Linked DNA regions of Homo sapiens: region 1 is linked to region 2. Evidence: read pairs that join two places in POLR2A ChIA-PET (ENCODE). Cell type or tissue: Caco-2. All regions are shown on one strand.

The links. ChIA-PET counts read pairs that join two places held together with the same protein. Peaks named below come from ENCODE experiments on the same cell type or tissue, not always from the same donor. Only the 100,000 strongest peaks of a DNase experiment are listed, where the experiment ranks them.
Region 1: POLR2A ChIA-PET joins it to region 2 with 5 read pairs; 5 of 35 experiments call an interaction of 5 or more read pairs at or near these places.

What each region holds. Positions count from the first base shown.
Region 1 is chr11:117,115,928-117,118,427 of GRCh38, reverse strand. It overlaps the pseudogene LOC101060089. Among named protein-coding and RNA genes, the nearest start is that of SIK3, 19 kb to the right of the region's middle. In Caco-2, no CTCF peak of the experiment used is centred here; no DNase peak of the experiment used is centred here.
Region 2 is chr11:116,828,191-116,830,690 of GRCh38, reverse strand. APOC3 (apolipoprotein C3) reads right to left here and starts at 784. Exons shown (of 4, transcript NM_000040.3): 1 at 751-784; 2 at 54-121. The coding sequence starts at 108. RefSeq lists an enhancer at 332-1,264. In Caco-2, a CTCF peak has its summit at 1,672; DNase peaks (open chromatin) are centred at 890 and 1,540; H3K4me3 peaks cover 491 bases.

The DNA of each region.
Region 1 (2,500 bases), 290 kb before region 2:
TTTGGGAGGCCGGGGCAGGTGGATAGCTTGAGGTCAAGAGTTCGAGACCAGCCTGGCCAACATGGTGAAATCCCATCTCTAGTAAAAATACAAAATTAGCCGGGCGTGGTGGCATGTCCCTGTAATTCCAGCTACTCGGGAGGCTGAGGCAGCAGAATCGCTTGAACCTGGGAGGCAGAGGTTGCAGTGGCGGAGATTGCACAAATGCACTCCCTGGGTGACAGAGCGAGACTCTGTCTCAAAAAAAAAAGAAAAGAAAAAAAAAAAATATATATATATATATAACCTGATGGTGAACTTAGCCCAGGAAAAGGTGAAGTTGAAGGACTAAAATGCTTAATGACTGGGATACTGAGTCATCAAGATGGAGTTCTGAAAGATGCAAGACTGGGTCATACTGCATTGGTAACTGGTGGAGACCAAATATCCATATATTCCTGCATATATTACAAAGCCTAAGGAACATAAGAAGTTGTTTCTGGCTCAACTTCAAGAAAAAGCCTTGTTTGCAATCTCTAAAAATTACAAGCTCATAGCTACACCATTGTTTGAATTGTATAACAATGCACTAGGGTATGGACCTATTGTTTGCAGTCTCCCTCAGCTGTTGAGCAGTTTCAAATTTATATACAATGGAATTCCTGTGCAGTGGAGAAGTAAAAGAAGCCATTTCTGTGAACATAGCTATACAGTGTAGAAGAATAAATGTGATAGAAAAGATTTTTGGGCTGGGATCACACCTGTAGTCCCAGCACTTTGGGAGGCTGGGGCAGGATAACTGCTTGAGCCCAGGAGTTCTAGACCAGCCTGGGCAACAAAGTGAGACTCTGTCTCTACACACACCACACACACACACATTAGCCAAGTGTGGTGGTATGCACCTGTGGTCCCAGCTATTCAGGAGGCTGAGGCAGGAGAATTGATTGAACCCAGGTAGTTGAGGTTACAGTGAGCCATGTTCGTGCCACTGCACTCTAGCCTGGGTGACAGAGAGAGATGGTGTCTCAAAATAAGGTTTTTTGTTTTATTTCTTTCCTGATCCCTAAATTGACACCTATTTCCCTCCCTCCCTTCCTCCCTCTCTCTCTTTCTTTCTTTCCTTCTTTTTTTTTTAGACGGGGTCTTGCTCTGTCACCTAGGCTGGAGTGCAGTGGCACGATCTCAGCTCACTGCAACCCCCGCCTCCCGGGTTCAAGCGATTCTCGTGTCTCAGCCTCCCGAGTAGCTGGGACTACAGGCATCTGCCACCACACCCGGCCTGCCACCTATTCTCTATTGTTTAAATAGTAAAATTAATATAAAGAACTAGATAGTGGGGTAAAGAAATATGATAATGCTTATGTACTTTTGGTTCTACTTATACTTTTTTTGTACAACATTCAAGAAAATGGACTTCAATAATAATAGAAAGATCATGTCATATACAAATAGAGATAGTTTTATTTTTTTAGCTCCCATTTTGAATGCTTTTTTTTTTTTTTTGAGAGGTGGCTCACTGCCACCTCTGCTTCCTGGGCTCAAGGGATCCTCCCACCTCAGTTTCCCAAGTAGCTGGGACAACAGGCACATGCCACCATGCCTGGCTAATTTTTTGCATTTTTGGTGGAGACGGGGTTTCTCCATGTTGCCCAGGCTGGTCTTAAACTCCTGGGCTCAAGCTATCCACCCGCCTTGGCCTCCTGAAGTACTGGGATTACAGGCAAGAGCCACTGCGCCCGGCCAACTTCATCTATTTTTCTTGCCTAATTGCCCTTTCTAAAACCTCCAGGACCATGTTGAATACAACTGGCAAGAGCGGGCACACAAGTTTTGTTGTTGTTGTTGTTGCTGTTGTTTCTTGAGATGGAGTCTCACTCTGTCACCCAGGCTGGAGTGCAGTGGTGCAATCTCAACTCACTGCAACCTCCGCCTCCTGGGTTCAAGTGATTATCTGCCTCAGCCTCCCAAGTAGCTGGAATTATAGGCACCTGCCCCCATGCCTGGCTAATTTTTGTATTTTTAATAAAGATGGGGTTTCACCATATTGGCCAGGCTGGTTTTGAACTCCTGACCTTGTGATCCATCTGCCTCGGCCTCCCAAAGTGCTGGGATTACAGGCGTGAGCCACCATGCCCGGCCCAGACACTTTTTAAGAGGCCTGCACTCCAGCCTGGGTGACAGAGCGAGACTCCGTCTCAAAAAAAAAAAAAAAAAAAAAAAAAGGCTTTATTTTACCTAGACCTGTTAGAAAGGATCTAATAAACAATGGCAGAGAAAAAAATAAAGCTTCCTACCTGTCTTGGGGACAGAAAGAGATTCAACTACCTTTTTGGGGAAATTATTATTATTTTGAGACAGAGTCTCCCTCTGTCACTCAGGCTGGAGTGCAATGGCATAATCTTGGCTCACCACAACCTCTGTCTCCTGAGTTAGTTATTCTCCCATCTCAGCCTCCCGAGTAGCTGGGATTACAGGCACGCGCCACCATGCCCAGCTAATTTTTTAATTTTTAGTAGAGACG
Region 2 (2,500 bases):
GATCCCCAAGTTGCCTCCACCCTGCCCCCAGCCCAGTCCCACCAAGTGCTTACGGGCAGAGGCCAGGAGCGCCAGGAGGGCAACAACAAGGAGTACCCGGGGCTGCATGGCACCTCTGTTCCTGCAAGGAAGTGTCCTGTGAGGGGCACCCCAGGTCCCCATGCCTCTGGACCCCTCCCTGGGGAGGTGGCGTGGCCCCTAAGGTAGAACCTTAGCTGGGTCTGCCAGAAGGAGTAGGGGCCGGCTCCCTGCTAATACGGGCTCTCAGAAGGGGGACTGGTGAGGGGCGAGGGATCGAGGCCCAAAGGGAGGTGGGTGGGATGGAGCAGAAAACCCACCAGACTGAACATCAAGGCACCTGCGGTCTGGACTGATCTCCGTCCAGTCCAGCCAACATGCTGTGTGTCTTTGGGTGATTTCTGGCCCTCTCCAGGCCTCAGTTTCCCTGTCTGGGGTAGGACTGGGCTGTCTAAGGCTTCCTCCAGCCCTAAGCCTGAAGAATGAGGGGGGAACCTGCACTTGGAGCCACTTCCAGCCCCACCCCCTGTGTAGCTTTGGGCAAGTGACACCCCTCCCGGGCCTCCATGTTCTTCAGGTTATGATGAGGGGTGGGGGGCACCCGTCCAGCTCCGAGGCTTCCTTAGCTCTAGCAAGTGCTTCTCCAGGCTTGCTGGCTGGGCTGGGCAGGGAGCTCCTCTTGCCCCTCTTCATCCTCCTCCCCTCCTCTTTCCCCTCCCCAGAGGGCATTACCTGGAGCAGCTGCCTCTAGGGATGAACTGAGCAGACAGGCAGGAGGGTTCTGACCTGTTTTATATCATCTCCAGGGCAGCAGGCACTGAGGACCCAGGGCGCTGGGCAAAGGTCACCTGCTGACCAGTGGAGATGAGGGCCTGAGGCAGGGTGTCCAGATGCAGCAAGCGGGCGGGAGAGTTGGGAAATCCCTAGGAGACTGAGTCCACGCTGCTGTCCCGCCAGCCCTGCAGCCCAGATGAGCTCAGGAACTGGGGGTGGGCCTGGGGAGCCCTCATTCCTTCCTAGCTGACTGGCTCCCCAGGGAGAGGCTGGTGAGAGGGGAAATGGCTTGGACATAGGCCAGGGGCCTCGGGCCCATCTCAGCCTTTCACACTGGAATTTCAGGCCCCTCCCTCCACCAGCCCCAAGCCCTGAACACAGCCTGGAGTAGAGGGGTGAGGGGCTTCTTCAGACTTGAGAACAAGTGGGTGGCTTGGGCTGGGGGGTGTTTGGAGTAAAGGCACAGAAGACCAGGCATCAGTGGCTCCGGCAAGGCCTGGTTACAGGGCTGAGCTCTCACAGCCCCTCCCAGCACCTCCATCTCTGGGTTTCAATCCAGGCAGGCGAGTGCTGCTCACCCAGCAGCCCCCCACCCGCCCCCACCCTGTGTGCCCCCCGCTGCCTCCCCCTTAGTGTAGGGCAGGGGTTGGTGGAGAAGGGCCAAGGCCGCTCAGAGCCCGAGGCCTTTGCCCCTCCCTCCACCAGGCTCCCTATTTTGCCCTCTGGACCCACTGATAACATCCCCTGGGGGAGGAGCTGGTCTCATGTCTGGGGCCCTCCCCAGCCCCCACCAGGACTGATTCTCTCGTTCACCTTCCTGGGTTCCTCAGTGGGGCTGGGGGAAGAGCAGCCCTCACTGCCCCCTGGCTGTGGGAGCAACTGGGAGGAACAAGGTCTGGTGAGGAGAGGGCACAGAGGAGTTCTGCGGGGAGTCGGTGGTCCAGGAGGGGCCGCTGACCCTTCTCGGGGCTGAGATGTCCCCTGGGCCCACAGTGAAGCCGCAGCAGGGATGGCAGGATGAGGGCGCCTGTCTTCCAGATGCTGACACCTTGGAGCCAGGACATCTTAGGCTTAAATGATGCCTTTGGCACGTAATAGGACCCAGGTCACAGAGATAACATCTCAGAGCCTCAATTTTCTGAGGATAAAATGGGGCTGGAATACTGATTGCCCAGAGTGGTGCTGAAAAGGAAATGAGATAGAGAAGTACAAAGCAGCGGGTCCATGGAGGGACTCACACCTCCCTCTCCCTCCTAACGCTGTGCCCTTCCCAGACAGCAGAGTCTGCAGGCAGAAGGAGCCTCTAACATAAAAAATAGAGCTCTGGCAGCAAGCTGTCCTCTCAGAAGTAACTAACACCACAGTATGAAATCAGAGGCCTGAGAAAGTGGCCCGGCTCTGCCCTCAGAATTCTTTATCGGTGGGTGAGACTTGGAATTCCTCTATTAGCGATCCATTCCTGGCTGGGCACAGTGGCTCATGCCTGTAATCCCAGCACTTTGGGAGGCTGGGACGGACGGATATCTGAGGCCAGGAGTTCGAGACCAGCCTGGGCAACATGGCGAAACCCAGTCTCTACTAAAAATACAAAAAATTAGCCGAGCATGGTGATGCACGCCTGTAGTCCCAGCTACTCAGGAGGCTGAGGCACGAGAATTGCTTGAACCCCGGAGGTGGAGGTTGCAGTGAGCAGAGATCGCACCATTGC